Regions from separate parts of the Mus musculus genome. Here region 2 is linked to region 1. Evidence: chromatin loops called from intact Hi-C (ENCODE). Cell type or tissue: left cerebral cortex. All regions are shown on one strand. Links, peaks and the distances in the headings refer to the core of each region. The heading gives the core; the rest is flanking DNA.

What was found. Hi-C counts contacts between places; a loop is a spot of excess contacts. Peaks named below come from ENCODE experiments on the same cell type or tissue, not always from the same donor. Only the 100,000 strongest peaks of a DNase experiment are listed, where the experiment ranks them.
Region 2: it touches region 1 in a loop (2.1-fold over the local background); 3 of 42 quality-filtered maps call a loop at or near these places.

What each region holds. Positions count from the first base shown.
Region 1 is chr5:38,750,408-38,759,680 of GRCm38, reverse strand. It overlaps Clnk (cytokine-dependent hematopoietic cell linker), which reads left to right. Exons shown (of 19, transcript NM_013748.3): 9 at 6,889-6,914; 10 at 7,835-7,854; 11 at 9,262-9,273. Among named protein-coding and RNA genes, the nearest start is that of Gm22779, 55 kb to the right of the region's middle. In left cerebral cortex, for the core only: a CTCF peak has its summit at 4,503 (motif pointing right); a DNase peak (open chromatin) is centred at 4,491.
Region 2 is chr5:38,679,964-38,689,236 of GRCm38, reverse strand. Zfp518b (zinc finger protein 518B) reads left to right here and starts at 4,411. Exons shown (of 3, transcript NM_001177902.1): 1 at 4,411-4,558; 2 at 6,455-6,752. In left cerebral cortex, for the core only: a CTCF peak has its summit at 6,878; DNase peaks (open chromatin) are centred at 2,485 and 4,571; H3K4me3 peaks cover 1,661 bases; H3K27ac peaks cover 1,045 bases.

The DNA.
Region 1 (9,273 bases), core at 414-8,413:
CCTCTGCCTCAACAAGTGCTGGGATTAAAGGCGTGCGCCACCACGCCCGGCTTTTCTTAGTAGTTATAGAAAAATGGAGTCAAGATCCTTTATGGAACAATAGTTTCCCATAACAACATAGCAAGGCATTTCCCTCTCACTCTCACTCTCCCCCTCTCCCCCTCTCCCCCTCTCCCCCTCTCCCTCTCTCCCTCTTCCCCCTCTCTCTTCCCCCTCTCTCCCCCTCTCTCCCCCTCTCTCCCTCCCTCTCCCCCTCTCCCCCCTCTCCCTCTCCCTCTCCCTCTCCCTTTTCCTCTCCCTCTCCCTCTCTCTTTCCCTTTCTCTATTTTGTGCTCACAACACAAGATGTAAGCTCTCTGCTTGCAGCTCCAGCCACAACATGCCTGACACTTTCCTGCCATATTGGACTTTTATCCCTTTGAAACATAAGCCCAAATAAGCACTTCCTTCTATAAGTTGTCTTAGCCATGCTATTTTATCACTGCAATAGAAAAATGACTGAGATACACAGCTACAAAGCTGCTTTTGAAAGTGAGCCCTGGGTGTCCCATAAGGCCATCACTCGAGACAGTAACTTAGGGAGAGCAAGGCTCACTAAAGCCAGGGGAGGTTTGTGGAAAGGTTCTTCCATGACAGTTGCTACCTGACTATAGTCCTTCCCCACACTTCTAGAACTGATGGCTTCCCAGCATCACCCTGAGAACTCAGATACTACAGACAGAAAGGAGGAAGTGACTACAGATGCCCTGCTTTTAGGATCAGGGACCTGGAGAGGAAATGCCAGTATGAATTGTGTTCATTATAAAATTCTGTATTTTTGATGCAAACACATATGCTCACAAAATGTCACAGGAAAAAGAAACAACACCTGTTGATTCAAAAACAGGGGGATTTTATGGTGACATTTTTCATCAAGTTGAGCTGTTACAGTTTTATGTAAATGTATCCTGACATTTTTTTTCTTGCAATTATTATCTGGAGAGCATCAAATTTCAAGACCTTATCTTTCCTGAAGGTTGAGGGGTTTGCTTTGCTTTGCTTTGCTTTGCTTTGCTTTGCTTTGCTTTGCTTTGCTTTGCTTTGCTTTGCTTTGCTTTGCTTTGCTTTGCTTTGCTTTGCTTTGCTTTGCTTTGCTTTGCTTTTCATTCCTAGAAATGGGCAAAAATTTTATTTGGAGGTAAAAGTTGTTGTTAGAGTGTGTGAGATGAACCACTAGCAATCACTGCAGATCCAGAGGACGTCTCCTCTTTTCCAAGGAGTGCCATAATTTTAAGCAAGGCTTAGCTTCCTGAGAGATCTGCAGCTGAGAACACACGCAGCTCAAATGTGCATCTCTGCTCCTGGGATGCAAACCAAGCTTAAACCCTAAACCAATTTTTCTTGAAGTGACTTGCATACTCTATTCAGGAATCACTTTATAAAGAAATACAATAAACCATCCAAGAAAAAGAATTATGCTAGGTGAGTGAACAAGTAAATCAGAAATACAAGCATAGCTGCTTGAGAGGAGCAAACCAGATTCCACACAGTGCCCTCCAGGGGATCCTATGAGCTTGCTTTTAGGGGACTCAGATGCTGAAGTGATCAGGGGTCACTTTGGAATGAATCTGATTCAAGGTCCTAGTGATCCATGCTGTTCCAGGAGGGTTCCACTTCACACATGTCCATGATGTGTTGAGTTCTTTGCTAGGAGTTAAAATAACTAAGGAAACCATACTAATTCCCACTGATAAAAGCCTTGTATCTCCCAGAAGAGTCTCAGGAATAAGGGACGGGGAATTGAGATGTGGGACAATGAACCCAAGAAAGGAAAACAGAATTTTTGGTGGTTAGAAGCCACATTATGACTAACTATATACTGGATTTGGACACCGTTGGCCTTGACTTTGCTACTTCCAACTAGAAGACCTAAAAGTATCTTGGGAATTGAACCTGAATTTCTCACATTGATAGGACATTTGTCTACTTCAGAACAAACAACAAATGAAAACCCACATCACTGGGATGATATTAACCCTCGGGTGCTGGTCTGTACACCACCACCACACCACCCTGGATCCCTGGATCCCTGTTCCCATTGTCACATTCTCCTGAGTTCCCCTGAAGACTAAAACCATCTCCTGTGTACCGAGTTTGGATTTTAGCGTGCAAGTAAAGCTGTTGTGGATGAATTGACTAAAAGTGAGCCAGAGGCCTCGGCCACAGAGAGCCTGGCTTATGACATCATCTCCCACAGCACGTGTGTGACACCTTGCTGGACACATTGTGGACATGTGGTGGACATTTATGAGATTCCTTGTATGCTTTAACTTGTGTTAATAGTGTTTAGATCAGCATCACCACACTATCTGGTGACCACCCAGGGAGGAACCTATGCCTTACAGTCTCGTTAGGTGGGGACCAGCAAAGGGGCAAATCAAGAAGCTCTTGTTACTGCTAGCTCCATCTCCATCTGTGCTTCCAAATTCAGCTGCATCCTGTCCCGTCACTGGACCCTCCCATCTCAGCTGTGGGAGCAGAAGTCCATGTTCTCTAGCACTTTGTGAACCCACACTACCCCTTTCCTAACATTTGTCCATCACTTTACCCTGCCCGTCTACTCGTCTGCATGCAGACACACCCGAAGCAGCAGAAAGCACCTCCCTCCAGGCTTGAGCTGGAAGAATTGTTCCATCTCACATTCCTCACTGGTCCCAACTGGAAAGCTGATGAAATGCTTGTTCCTAAAAGCAGCGCCTTCTGATGTTATCAAAGAGGATGTGAGAGCCTGTCAGTTTCCCCTACCATGATCCCTTTCCACTGCTTCCCAAAAGATGGCTTTGATAATTTATTGCTGCAATTAATCTCTGAAGGTTTTGATGGACTTGAAGATGCTTCTCCAGCAGGCCCTGCCAAATGGACATTTCTAGCCACTGGGACTATAGGTCTCTTCTCTGAACTCCTCCATAGTTAATCAACAAGACACAAAATGCTAATGGTACATTGTGTCATAAAAGTCTTAGACACGATAAATTTTGTGATTAAGGCCAAGTTTCATCTAACTTTCTTCCAAGTCCATTTCTTTAATTATAGAACATGACACCGTTGCTCTGTTTCTGGGAGTGTTTGCCTGTGTATACTTTGAGGTAACTAGTATTACCTTTGAGTAATACTAGTTTTTGAGCTGTGCCTGTGCTCAGCACACAATGGATGAAAGCTTAGGTGAACACTAAATATTATTTTATTTAATCCTGAAACCCCAAGGAATTAAATTTGCTGATCTACATTTTAACATTTAAGTCACCAGGTTTGTTCAGTAAGTGACAGGTTCACCTTCAACTGGAATGGCTTCACAAGTTCCATCTATGGCCACTTCACTTAGTGTCTTCAATTAAAGGATCAGGTTTTGGCTCCTATGAGTCTTGTTTTCTCATCTTTTAAAAATCACAGATAAGGATAGAAGAAGCCCAGAGAGGCTAAGTAATTTCTGTTTAAGTTGCTCACTCCTTAATGGTAACAGCAAAACTCAATCACAAGCTTTGCGAAACCTCAACATTTTGGTATCTGAAAAAGAGAATTCAAGCACATATATAAATGAGGTCACTCTGTGTGTTACTGATGGAGAGATATATAACAAACACCTTTAAAGTAACAGTATGAGTTAAAATACTATCTTATCCCAATTTCATAGAGCCAAATGTGCTTGTTTGTTTGTTTTGGTATTTTGAGGGTCTTGCTATGCAGTCCATCTGCCCCTGAACCCAGGCTGGCCTCCAACTTAAGATCCTCCGGCATCCACTTCCCAAGTTCTAGATCTACAGGCATAAGCCACCACACTCAGCTCTGACTGACTTTGCCAAGCTCTTGCATTGACATATATGTCACAGCTCCCAGGGTATATTGATGTGAAGGATTTCTTAGCTAAGCTAAGCTGAAAACTCGCATCAAATTCAGTCCTTGGTGCATATTTCCTTAGGCACACTCTTCAGAGTGTGACTCCTATGAGCAATGCAAGTCCAGCAATTCTCAACTCCAAGTGCAGAACGCCTGGTTAACACTTCCTCTAAAACTTTCTTAATTCCAGGCAAATGACCAAACAATAAGTCCACTGATTCTATAGCATTTCCCATGGTGGGCTGTTCATGATCTTTGTTTTGAGTGCACAAGTCTATGATCTATTTTTAACAATGGTTGTGTTTAACACCAGCTTACAGAACCCTTGCCCATTTAATATCCAGGTCTTACAGTGTACTGCAAGCCACTTCTCACATTCGCCCTTCTCAAACAGACCTCAAATGCCTCCCGCTCTCTAGGAAGCTCTGCTTCAACCTCACATAACACTATGCCATTAGATTCCTCAGGGTTAGGCACTAAAATAGTCAGGCCCAGGCCCAGTTAGCTTCCACAGATATGCTCTGTACTCTTTCTTCCCCAATCACTCCTCAGAAACAAGACCCCTGGCTGGAGCTGGGAGCACCAAACTTTGAAAATGGAAGGACCAGTCTGCCGATTACAGCATTGGCCACTAGAGGGCAGACATGCCAGCCACCTCCTCACACTAGGAGGGGAAATTCCTCAAGGTAGACCCTGTAGGTCCTCTGGTCTGAGTGACAAGAAACTCTTCCCAGCACTGGAGAGAGCATCTGTGGACTTCATCGGAAAAGTAACCAAAATTCCCCCCCCCCCCGGCCTCCTATTGCACAGTAGAACCTAAGTGTGCACCAAAAGTTGTGCCTCAAAGTTTTTAAAAATTAGTAATGTTTTAATAAACAACAAAGCAGTATATAAGATAAAACAAAAATGATCACATTGAAGTTGGACAAAACAAACCAACAGAAGGAAAAGAGCTTCAAGAGAACACACAAGAAACAGAGACCCATCCGTTCACACACTCGGGAGCCCCCATGAAAATACTAAACTGAAAGCTATGATATATACTCAGAGGACCCGGTGCAGCCCATGGAGGCTCTGTGCCTGCTGCTGCTTATTAAACAAGGCCCCCCTGCTGGAAAATAAAGAACCTTGCAGGATTTTAGCTGAATTGTCTCAAGAGCTGATAGCCATGCGATGAGTTCCTTCACCTGTGTGATTCAGTGTGCTTACCCTTAAGGTCACCCAGACCATTTGCCTTGTGGGATGTTGATGGATAAACCAGCAGTGTGGAGCAGCCCCTAGCACTGGGTACTTGCGGGCATACCTGCTTGCTGTAGCTGACAGGGTGTAGGGGTGCCCAGGCCTTTGGTTTTTCTATGCAACACACGGCAAAGAAATTTCATTGTTTTGAACTGCACAGGAAATCCATGTCCAACCTGAGGCTCGTGGCTTGTGAGTGCAGACGTACATTTATGTCGCATGACACTGCAACATAGCAAGCTACCCTGTACCACAAGCAGCCCGAGGCCACGCGCTGGACACCTGTGGTTTGTTGCTGTTGTTCATAGAATTACTACTAAAATTTTACGAGAGTGGCAAGAATACTAAACAATGCCTGAGAAAGCCCAGAATTCTAATAGAGACACAGAATAGACACACGTGGCATCAGGAAGGTCTACCATGCTTACTATGAAAGCTTCCTAGAATGAGGAAGGATGCTTTAAGTATGAGCTCCCCATCTAAAGTGACATCACAAGGTGCAGGGCAGTGCCTGCTGTTGGCAAGAACTCATGCTGGCATAGTCATCTGGGCATAGTGTTTCAGTATACAGTATAGTATTTCCTCTAAAACGTAAAATCAGATCCTGCAACCCAAGAATACAACCTGTCGTATCCATCCAAGGCATTGTTAGGATCTTGAAGAGCCATGTCCACTCCATCTCCCTACAGCATTATCCATAAAGCAAACCATGGAAGCAATCTGTCTGTCCTGCCTGGGTAAAAAGACAGTATACATCTATACAATGGAGTTTTACTCAGTCCCACAAGGGAGGGAAGCCTACCATTTGTGACTACATATATGGGTCTGGAGACAATACACTGGGTGAGACAAAGACACAGACAGATGCAATGCTGCACGCAGTCACATAGATAAACGTGAAACTGCATAGCTCATAGTAGCAGGAAGTGCAAGGTGGTTTCCAAGAGTAAGGATGAGGGATAGTGAGAGGGTGATGTTCGTGGGTCCTTAAGAGTCACACCACTCACAGTGATCTGCTTCTGTTTCTCTAGCTTGTGGAATGTTTAATTTCCCCGCATCTTAAATGCTTCATTCTGATAGGGTGGGTGGGAATGCAATAGATCCCTACACTAAAGGGTTCAGCATCATGCCTGGCAACTGATCAGATCCCAATAAGTATCATTAAGAGTGCCGTCAATCTTACTGAATATAGGAGTGGTTTCTATAGAAGCATATGTAAGCATTGAAAGGAAAAGAATTGGCTCACAACCCCCAAGACCAAGTTCTCAGCACTTAGGACATTTATTTGGCCCAAAGGGACAGAGGCCAGGGAATAAGAGACAAAGACAGAAAAAAAGAGGATAAGAAAGAAGCAGAAGGAAACAAGCAAGAGGGAGGAGGGGTATTTGTCACTGGGAGACAGAGGACAGAGAGGAGGCAAATGTGGCACATAGAAAAATAACAGTTTATAAAGGTAAAATGGCAAACACTGTTATGATGTGTTTAATTTTAATTGGGCATGTTAACTGGGTGAGCCAGAGGGGGCTCTGATAGCTAGACCTTGGTAGTCCGCCTCAGGAGGAGGAAGTGAACAGGGAAGGGAAAGCACCCTGGTGGCTAGCTTTAGGAATGTAATCTAATGGGTTTTAGCAAGACAAAGGGAAAGGAGAGAAGGGCAAGACCTGCCAGAGACCAGCTCTCCACCGCGCTTGAGCTGTCCAGAGTCCTTTCCAGAGTATTTGATGACATTTTCCAGTTTTCCACCGGGCTCATGGTCTTCTCTGTCTTATGTTTTAGGATTCAAATACACAAAAATAAACAAGGTAAGTGAAAAATATTAAAATGTACTTGTTACTCTTCAAAGGCGCAGACATACAGACACAGCAAGATGCAGCTTAAATGTCACTGGGAAACCGTGTTCTGGGATTTCAATCATTTTTTCCTTTTCATTGGTAAATCAAAACATTCTGGGGTTGGGGATTTAGCTCAGTGGTAGAGTGCTTGCCTGGCAAGCATAAGTCCTCGCTCCTTCGTCCTCCGTCCTCTGGTCCTAAACAAAAGAATAAGAGGAGGAGGGGAGGAGGAGAAGAAGAAGAAGGAAGAGGAGGAGGAAGAGGAGGAGGAGGGAGAAGAGAAAAGAGAGAAGGGAGAAGGGAGGGGGGAGAGGGGGAAGAAGGAAGTGGGAAGTGGGAAGAAGGAAGGGGGAAGAAGGAAAGGGGAAGAAGGAAGTGGGAAGAAGGAAGGGGGAAGAAAGAAAAGGAGAAAGAAGGGGGAAGAAAGATAAGAAGGGGGAAGAAGAAGGGGGAAGAAAGAAGGGAGAATTTGGGGGAAGAAAGAAGGGAGAAGAAGAAGAAGAAGAAGAAGAAGAAGAAGAAGAAGAAGAAGAAGAAGAAGAAGAAGAGGAGGAGGAGGAGGAGGAGGAGGAGGAGGAGGAGGAGGAGGAGGAGGAGGAGGAGGAGGAGAGGGGAGGGGAAGGGAGGGGAGGGGAGGGGGAGGGGAGGGGAGGGAAGGGGAGGGGAGGGGAGAAGAGAGGAGGAGGAGGGAGGGCAGAGGAGGGGAGGGGAGGGGAGGGGAGAACAGAGGAGGGGAGGGGAGGGGAGGGGAGGGGAGGGGAGGGGAGGGGAGGGGAGGGGAGGGGAGGGGAGGGGAGGGGAGGGGAGGGGAGGGGGAGGAGGAAAATTTTAATCAGTGGTCCTGCCCAAAAAATAGTGAATTTAACTCCTGGTTCTGTTTCCTTTCACAGACTCCTTTGCCACCTCCTCGGTAAGACATTAAAAATCACATTTGTGGGACTGGAGCAATGGTTCAGAGATTAAGAGCACTAGCTACTCTTTCAGAGGAACCAGGTTTGATCCCCAGCACCCACATGGTAGCTCAGTCCCAGGGGCTCTGAGGCCTCCACAGACACAGCACACACGTGACACACTGACAACACACAACCAAAGCACTCATACATATGAAATCGATTTTTATGAATTTAATCATTTTGTTTTGCTGTTAATTTAAATGATTTGTACCAGCTCCTGAAACAGAGAAGCACAGGCATTTGGCCTTGGAAGCTCTGTGAACAAGATCCAGCAAGCCTCCATCCATTCACATCGTCAGACAGTCCTTCCGTGGTCAGCAAAACTCCCTCCATTCATCTTCCTTTCTTAGTACACACATTTGGCGCAAATAACTTCCATTTTTTACATTTGCTTATTTATGGTGGGTAGTGTGCACCTACCACAGTGTGCTTGGGAGGCCAGAGGATAACGTACGGGAGTTGATCCTCTATTTCTACTAGTTGGAGCCTCGGGATAAAACTCAGGTCTTCAGCCTTGACAGCAAGTACCTTTCCCTGCTGAGCCATTTCACCAGCCCAAGACCAAGCTGGCCAAACATGCATCAGGCATATAGTGTTATACAATGTTAGTAAATGCCTAACAGTAACCTAGAACCTTCTGATTACCATGAAGGTACCCATTTCTGTAGAAGTGTCTCTACACTGACTGCTCTTTCTTCCCAGACTCTTCCTCCCTAAATACCAACATGATATGCTCTTCTTTTTTTTCCAAAACCCAGACAGAGCATCTTGCAGGTACACCTAGCTGCCCAGCCTCATGAGATCAGGACAGACAAAGCATCACTTCAGTCCCCACTCTTCCCTTGCATGGGGGTGGAGAGAATCTTGAGCCAAGGACTGTCTTTTTTATTTCCTTTCAAAACATCAGCATCCACCAAACTGCATGAGGAACTTTGTGAATAAGTACATGGATGGCTGGAGAACATGGATGGATAAGGCTTATCTTGACTTGCAAACATCTGCATGATTCCTAGGGGAGTTTTTGAAATGCAGATCATCCAGTGTGGAATAAGCAGGAGAACAGAATCCTCTTTCCCCGGGCTTCCTAAGGTCTAAATGGATGGCATGTTGAAAAGCATATGGCACACTACAGGGTCGCACACACTACAAAGAAAACCAAGCATCAGAGCACACTACTCTGGAAGAGTGAGGATGCTAAGGTTTAAAGATGCCCAAAATGGTCTAGGCTGCAGAAAGCATCCTCCACACCTGAGCTTCAAACCCACAGCAAGGGAGGGGAGAGGGAAGGTCAGAGTGAACTCACTGTCTGAGAAAGGCATGGCTGCAGACCAACTCAATCCTTATCCATGTGACTCTTCCCACAGGCCTGCTATCAC
Region 2 (9,273 bases), core at 327-8,326, 70 kb after region 1:
GGCTCGGATCTGTGCAGCAGGTGGCAGTCGGGCAGCCCTGGAAGTAGCTGATGGAACTAACTCTACAGCTAGAAGCCAGGAGCGCAGGCTCCCCAACGACGTCCCAGGCGGTCTGCAGTACTGCCCGGGCCTCACCCGATCGTCTACGGGTCGTGCATGCCTGTTATGACTGTCACTGCATGCTCCAACAGCTCCAGGAGTTGAGCCTTCGGATGCACTCAGACTGGAACCCCATATCCCAAAGGGAAAAAGCAGCAGTAAGGTGATCTAGACACCGGACGCCTGAACATCCCCAAGGGAATATGCTCCTAGGAACAACGTCTCAAAGACCCTAGCTAACTTGCCCAGGGTCACATAGCTGGGAACAGAGTCTACCGCTTTCTATGGCCCACCGCACGACTTCGAGAAAAGCCACTACCATTGAGCACCAGGCCTGTAGTGTGCCAACTTAAGGACCCTGAGCGAAAGGACCTTTGTATCTCTTTCACGGGTGAGTAAAACTACTGCCGAGAGAAGCTACTAGAAATTGTGTCAATTTAAAAAAAAAAAAAAAAGGTGGAGCAAACTGTTCCCATGGGTCTTTGATTTATGCAGTTTTAAAGCATCTGAGATTAATGGCGGAGATTTCTGGCGTCTACGTGTGAGCGCTAGTGTGAATATTCTGGTCAGCGTGCGAGGGACTGGCTCTTTCTAAGGGACACTGGGGAGTAAATCATGTAGGATTCAGGGGTGTTAGAGGCCACTAGAGAAACTGGCTAGGGTGGTGTGTAGTAAAGAAATACAGAGATAGGGCAAGGCTGACTGGGTGCAAAGGCTCATAAATGTCCTTCAACCATGTATTCTTGGCATAGTTCAAAGAACTCCTGAAGGCATAGCCTTCAAGGGCCTGCAAGAGCTAACTCCATACCATTCTTCCTTCTCTTCCCCAAACATCCATAACTCCTGTCCCCCTTCTCAGAGCCTTTGTGCATGCTCCTCCCACTGCTGCTAAGGTCTCTTTTTCATCTGCAGACCACCAGAAATCCTTGTTCAGGAGCCGTTCACAGCCCCAGGGACACCCGTCCTGCATTGCACTCTTTCCAATCCGACTACCCAGTTTCGTTTGCCCTTGGCAAAGACCATTACCTTACAGGTTTGTGCAGCCACAACCCTGCCCAAAGGAAATGTCAGCCAACCTCCTCTGGCTGCAGTTCTCACCTCTTAATATCCAAAGACTGGCTCATTCACAGCTCTCCTACAGCTGGAGCAGTTTACAACAGGAAGGCTTGTAGTTTCTGAATGCTGAGTGACAGAAATCTGATTAGCCTTGCTGGAGGTTAGTAGCAGGAGGGTGTGGTGGCATTTACCTCTAATCCCAGCACTTGAGAGGCAGAGGCACAATGGGGTTCCTCTGAGGCAGAGGCCAGCCTGGTCTACACATTGAATTCCAGGCTAGCTAGGGCTACATAGAGACCTTGTCTAAAGCAAAGGGAGTCTGACCGGGTCAAGCTGTCTGCAGAGCCATGCTTTCTCCAAAGCTTTAAAGAAAAGTGGGTCCTTTTGGCTTTTGCAGCTTCTGATCACCACTGCTGGTTTGACTAACTATGTGACCGGTCTCTGCCTGTTTTCAATGCTGTCTTCTGTGTCTGGATACCTTTCCTGCCATCTCATTTCTCTTGTCTTCTGCCAAGGACACCTGCCATATTGGTCAAAGGCCCACCCTAACGACCTCCTTCTAATGTGGTTTCCTGCACAAAGACTATTTCCTAATAAGGCCACATTCACAGGGACCATGACAGAGGGCTTCAACATCTTTCTGTGGAGCATAATTCAGTCCACCTCAAAGAGATCTGGAACAAAAAAGTCCTTGGGCGAAATATTCTAGAGGGTGGGGGAAGAGGCTGAGAATGGCAGCATCCGAAGGGTGCAGTTTAGAATGTCTGATGAATTCTTTCCTGCTTGCCATCAAAAGACCCTGGAGGAGCAACACTTCAACCTTCGTGGTTTCATGAATCCTAGTCTATATCCCTGCCTGGCCCTTTCCCAGGCTGCAAATATCCCTTCTCTGCAAACCACTTTACCTCACCACACTGGGGATTCTGAGAACTGTGAGAATTACCAGTCTCTTCTCAACAGCCAGGAACTGTGACAGTCTAGACCAGTGATGCTCAACCTTCCTAACGCTGTGCCCCTTTAATACCGTTCCTCATGTTGTGGAGACCCCCAACTATAAAATTATTTTATAACTGCAATTTTGCTACTTCTGCTATAAATCGTGATGTAAATATCTGATATGGGACCCCCAAAGGAGCCGTTACCCACAGGTTGAGAACCACTGGCCTAGATGCTCTTGTTGAACACAGACAGCTGCCTGTTGGGGGAGGTCCTACTGTTGCCTGAATCTTGCATGAGAAGCCAGGGTTCCAGTAGGCTAGGAAGCAGGCCCATAGTAGCTCTATCTCCACAGAAGCTTCCAGACGATCCAAAAGCATCCTTCTGTCAATTCTGTGACTGAAGAAGGTGGGACTGTGATGTGTGGGTGGGGATGGAAAGGAGACACAACACTTGGAGCTAAAAGCTCTCTAGCACTGAGACTTCTGGTTCTCCTATGTATAACCGACTTTCCTGAGTGAGTTCTTTGTGTCACTAGAAGTTCTCAGGCATGATCAGGACATATTCCCAATGTTCTACTTATCATTAGCCTACTCTTGAGGGAGTCTCTGAACTTTGAACCTATTTGTTTTTGTTTCTGGAGAGCGGGTCCTTTAGTTTATTTAGCAGGAGAAAGAGAAAAGAGGAATAGGTGGTGTCATGTTTTGAATATGCTTGGCCCAGGGAGTGGCACAATTTGGACATGTGGCCTTGTTGGAGTAGGTGTGTCACTACGGGTGTGGGCTTTAGACTCCCACTCTGGATGTCCGTATTCTGCTAGCTGCCTTCAGATGAAGATGTAGAACTCTCAGCTCCTCCTGCACCATGCCTGCCTGGATGCTGCCATGTTCCCATCTTGATGATAAAGGACCGAGCCTCTGAACCTGTACACCAGCCCCAATTAAATGTTGTTCTTATAAGAGTTGCCCTGTGCTGAGCGGTGGTGGCGCACGCCTTTAATCCTAGTTCTTGGGAGGCAGAGGCAGGTGGATTTCTGAGTTCGAGGCCAGCCTGGTCTACAAAGGACAGCCAGGGCTATACAGAGAAACCCTGTCTCAGGGGAAAAAAAAAAAGAGTTGCCTTGTGTCTGTTCACAGCAATAAGACCCTAAAACAGGAAGATAGCTTAGGGTGTGGTCAAAGGCATTGTCTCATAGAGCAAGGCAAAGAATCTCTGCCCAGACTTTCTATGTCTGGTACCTGCTCTTTCAGGGGCTGGGAGCTTGCCCAGCAGCTGGCATTGTGACTACCTCTTCTTCCCAAACTCCACTCCTCCAGGTTGGATTTTGCCAAAGCCCGCCATCTCTTTCCAGCATCCAACTGACATCTAGGCGCTGATCTTTGCCACCCACCCAGAGGAAGGAACTGGAGTCCAGTCTTGGCTTCTTTTGCAGAGCTTTGAAGGAATCGTCTGCCTATTGCCCATGAAGGATCTGCACTTCACAGTGACGCTGCTCCCATGCAACCTTGCTGAGGGACAGTTTTGGTTTTTTGGGAAGCAGCATCAAAGTCACTTGTTGTGAGCCCACTAGCCATATGATTCCCTTCTTCACTTATTGTGAGCCCACTAGCCTTATGATTCCCTTCTTCACTTATTGTGAGCCCACTAGCCTTATGATTCCCTTCTTCCCTCAGAGTGGGACTATTTAAGACTGTCTTTTATCCAGTAGACTGTAGGTATGAACCTAATGTGAAAAGGGACCATTTACCTGCAGACATTGAAACTTAGGAGATAGACACAAACTCCCACACACTAAATGAGCTCATAGCATCTTCTGACTGTCTCTCCATCAATCCTTTCCCTGCTGACTGTCACAACGTGCACGAGATGAGGCCTTAGCCTTCAAATATGATCTTCCTTAGCTTTAGAAATGACTTCGTCGAAGCTTCTATGCCTAAGCCAGCTGCTAGCTGTATCCAAATCTAGGGCTGCAGGCCCATCTCCTTCACTAGGGCGCCCCTTGAAGCTGTGATGGCTGAAGACTTGAGCCCATTTGTTGTCGCTTCACTTACTTAACTGTAGAACTTCAAGCTCCTTGAGGGCAGGCACCAAATCCACCCTCCGCAGGACCCAAGGAGGGCCAGGCGCCCATGGATAGTCCATTGAACCCAAAGAGAAACGCACTCAGTTCTTTGCAGAGGAAGCTGCAGAGTGTGCAGGACGGAGGGATGCAAACACTGCACCCAGTGGGTGCGATCGCCCCCAAGCTCAGAGCCCACAGCCCAGGGGCAGTGAAGGGGCAACCTCAGGCGCCCGCCTCTCCGCTGCAGTCGCGCCGCATTGCGCACGCGCGCCGCCGGCCCGACTCCGCCCCCCCGGGTAGGGACCTACAGCGGGCGCGGCGGCGGCGGTCTGCGGGCGGTAGCCGGCGGTCTAGACGCCTGTCCGTCCGCTGGGATCTGGGACCGTGCGGTGCCGCGGCGTCCGGGTGAGTGGTGGTGCGGGGCGGTAGGGACCTGGGCGGGCGCGGCCGGGCGTGGCTCCACGGTTCCGCGTGCGCGCCTCCGGGCTAGGCGGATCGGGTCGGAGACCCACGGCCCACCCTGCGGCCTTTGTGCAGCGCCGGCTCAGCCCCGCGACTTGTCGCGCCGGGCGGTTGAGCCGGCTTTTTAAAAGATGCCTCGGCCCCGAGCAGGAAGTGTCGTCAGGAGGCCATTTTTAAAGCCTCTCGGCCTCTGAGACTGGCTTGACGCGGCTTTGGCTTTCAGCGTTTGGAAGACACCCCATCTGTGACCGGCCGGCCCTGAGGGGACGCGACGGTGCGACTCTCGCACTCGCACCTCGCTCAGCGCCACAAGGCGCCCTGGCCTCGCCGGGCAGAGCGTGCATCCCTGCGAGCGCGCCAACAATAAACTTGAGGACCACGCTGGCATTGTCTTTGGAGCGGGTGTCGGGGTGGGCCTGTCCACAGAAGACCTGATTCTGGGTGGGATGAGTCTTGATGTCACCTTTTGCACGACAGCTCCATCGCAGCCTTTCAGTTTGATCCTGTTGCCTGGAGTTAAGAGATTGGGTGCAGATTAAGGCTAAGGAAAGGGTGCAGAAAAGGAGAAAGAACCAATGCAAAGTTTATGACCCGAAAAGGGAAAACCAAAAGATCGGAAATACCAAACTCCTCTTGTTTGTTGGGTATTTGATCTACCCCCATTAAATTACTTCTGCTATTAAAAAATATAGAATACCAACAATATTTATCAATTTTTAAAAGTGAACCATCAAGCACGTTGTCCTATTGAAAAATAGCCTACCAACCCAAACTCAATGTTGTGTTTGAGCTCTTAAAACATTACACCTTAAGTTTAGAGTTGAAATCACCTTCGAAGACAATTCCCCGAGCACCCTGAGCTTGCAACACTTGCTACAGAAGAGTAGCCAGCTAGCTTGGGAAGGTGTCTCAGTCCCGCTAAGTCACACATACAAAGTTAAGCCCAGTCCAGGACTATACCGGAGAGTATGCCCTTCCCAAGGATTCTGGAAGCCCAGAAATATTAATATGCTTGGAGTGCCATATTCAGCCTTTTAAATTGCAGGCATTATCCTTATCGAAGGCGTGCATTTATTTAAAATATGTTTTTCTCTTGAATCTGTTATGTTAGCCCTGGCAGGGGCATCTGATGTATCCGGCCCTGTTATGCTGGTGGCTGTTGAAGACTAAAGGGGGGCTTTGCCTTCTCTCCTGGCTTCCTCTGGATGGCAGTCATTAATTTTCAGCCCACTTAAAGAAAGCTATATTTTCTTTCTTGTCTATCTGCCATTAAGTAAGAGGGTCTGGGACAGTGTGTGTGTGCAAGAGGCAGAACAAAGGGCAGGTTCATAATTGTCACTGCCAGGGCTGCCATTTTCCTTAGGCACTCCTGGATCCTCTGAGTCAATGCAATGGCCGGCCTTTCATGACCAAGTCTGCTGACACTGTGGTAAGTGGGGGTCCTTCCCAGTGAGGATTCTCCCTGCCTTGATTGTTCCTAAAGTGCCTTTGATCTCCACTGCATGCTGTTGCTACCCTGCAAACGCAGCCACCTGCAGAAAAGTGGCTGGAGACTATCTAATCCAGACTACTGTCCCTTCATGGGTAGGGTCATGGGTAGGAGCGGGTAACACAGGGTAGCCTGGGAAGGCTTCTGAATCAGCCGTGAGCCCCACTCCAGCAAGGAAGCCCTCCATTTCGTTTAGGTTCCCAGGAAGCCCTCCTTTTTAAGCTTAGACTGGCTGCCGTTGAGAAGCGTTTAGAAGGTTGATTTGTTTTGCCCTTTCTTCAATAAATATATCCAAGAGACCACATCTTGCAGATCCCAGACTTACACCCAAGTGTCTGACTCTGTTGCAGGCCCGTTGGCGCAGCCCTGGCTTCCAAGCATAGATGTCTACACCACGGGCCTGAAGTCCTGAGACTTGTCCTCGGTGGCTAACAAGGCCTGAAAGAAAAGGAAGAGCCATAGAGACTTGCCACACTCTTGACTTCTGGGCCTGGAAAAGCAGTGCCCAAGAGGCCAGGAATCCTGGCTGTAACCTCTGCTCACAAGACGGGAGTGTTAGCTGGATGCTGCCTGCCACCACTTTCCACCTCAGTGTGACCTAGAAAAAGCCACATACCATCTCCTGGCCCTTCGTTTTAAAAGAAGCAGGTAATTGAAGTTTTGTTTCAAAGCTTGTCTAGGACCATATGAACCTGCTCCTACGGGCAGCCTTCATGACTAAGGCCAAGCAAGGTACTGCAGCATAGGCAATCAGCCAGCAATTGAGAGCTCTCAGTCGGCTTCCTGATAACAGGATCCACATTGAACTTGCCCATTTACTTCTGGCTCCACTTAGACTCCTTAGGGACAGCAACCCATCCAGGGGTGGCCTAGCACAGTTCTCGTCTGTGCTGTTTGCACTTAGCCGTGCCCAGACCCTGTGGCGGGAGAGCAGGGACATTCTGATTGCTGAGAGTCTACCTCTCAAAGACCTTGGTATTCCCAAGGTTGTGCTACAGGTCAGTGGCAAGGCCTTGACTCTTACGAGTTTAGACACCTCACTACTCTAAAGGCAGTGGCCTGCCCGCACCTTCGGTGTGAGGTCTACAGAGTGGCAGTTTTTCTTGCCATCCCCCCGCTTTCCTAAAATTCAGATGGTTCCCAACCCGAGTCGCATGCAAGAATCCTTTTCGAAGCCTTGTAGACTTATGTATGGATTCTGCCCTGCCACCACCTCAGTTAGACTCCAGTCTATGAGAAATGGGACCCAAGCAGCAGCCTTTTCAAAGCCCCTAGGTAACTTCCTTTAAACATCATGGGCTTATCCAGACCATATTTCTCTTAATATAGTCAAGGCCAATATTCCCCGTTGTAGAAGGAAAGATAGCTTCTCTTTTATTAAACTATTCTACAAATTTTGGGGATTTTCTTTAAGGCCAAAAAGGGAATGAGGGAAAACGGTGTTCATACTAAATATCTTCAGAGACCTTGGAGCCCTTTGAATGTTTCCGATCTGAAGTTTGTACCTACTGTTTGTAATACCCCTTGGTTGTATTTGTGTCTATGTGCGCCCATGGGCACATGTGTGCGCACATACACTCGTGTGTCCTTTCTAAGGCTCATAAGCATATTTGCTCATTAGTGACCTTATTTTTCACACTTAAATCACAAGCCTTGAACTTGAAGGATGCCAGCGAGCCTTAATCTTACTCTCTCTTTTCTCATAAACTATTGGGAGAAGTGGCCCATAAAATCCCTTTGTGTCCTGGAGTAGAGTTCACAGCCACTTCCGCTGTCAACTGTGGGCACTCGTAGCATCTGAGCAAGTCCTCTGTGTGTGGCCCTTTCAGTGTGCGCAGCGTGTGCTTCTCGGCGGAGCTGTACTGGACCTGACACTTAAAGACGTCTTACCAAAATGTTGTCATTTCCTGGGCTGTCTGTTACTAGCTACTTGCATTTAGATTTTCTTTTCATTTATCCTCACATGATCCTTTTTTACTGCTGCAGAAACTCAGGCTAAGTTAGGTTAAAAGTCTAAAATCACATAGCTAGATAGCTAGCAAGCCAAAGGCCTTCCTTGTCTATGGTTTCCCAAGGTCCTGTGCTCCGCACTCTTAAATTGTAGTCCCCGAGAGAGCAGACAGTCTCTGTTCTGTTGCCCCTGCAATACACCTGCCTTCAGAAGACAGTGAGACCCTGGGGGCGGTGCATTTTATCAGTGGCATATGGGCATGCCTCTTGCCCTCGAGGTGACAGTCGTCCTTAATCATTTCTGAGTGCAAAGTGGTTGGGCATGAAGAGCCCACTAAATGATTGACACTACCCGTTCAGGCCTGCTTTCCCGTCTGCTCAGTTCTGATTTGTAGTCATTGAAGCACTTGGCAAGGCGGTAGTTTTATTTAAAGGTCCAGAAGATGATATGCTGTTTGTAAGTCTAATGGCATCTTCCCCATCCAGTGTTAGCGACAGGCCACTAGCCACTATAGGCTCAAATAGAGGGGCAGGTGAGATAAGTCATAAACAGAAGGAATGCATAGATAGAGCTTGTGAGCGGCAGGCACACAGACTGGCAGTGAAGAGAGCGAAATCACTTGCCAAAGGACCCAGCCAATAAGGGCTGAAGAGTTAAGCTTCCAGCAGAATCCTTTGTTTTTCTTGGGTTCAGAAGCGAAATCTCTGCCCCCCCTCTCCCTGTGTAATGGGCGTGGGCAGAGCCACAGCAAAGGCAGGAGACCTAGACCATAACGCCTACAAAAAGCTGTTTGATTTTTGCTTCCCAGTCATATTCAGCCGTGGGTGCGATACAGTGTCCAGCCACGTTCTTTCCTCATTGGCATGTAGAGGGGACATTGGCTGCAGACCTGTTGCATGGAGTAACTGTGCTTCCATAAGAGAGGGCAGGGAAAGGTAGCCTGATTGAGTAGCTGACATATAAAGCCTAGGGTAATGTATGCGTCCAAATGTGTCTTTTCTCCCAAGGTAACTTAACTACTTGCCCCAAAGCTGCCAAGTAGTTTCTACCTGGGTCAGTCTTGACTGTATAACCAAACAGTGTTTAAATGTAAAGGGGGGCTCAGCTATGTTCTAGAAAGAGCCATGACCAGGCAGTTCTGAAACCTACGCTTGGCATATTTTCTTTATTAAGACTGTAAAGTAGCATCGAGTGAGACCTGGTGAACCAACTGCTTTC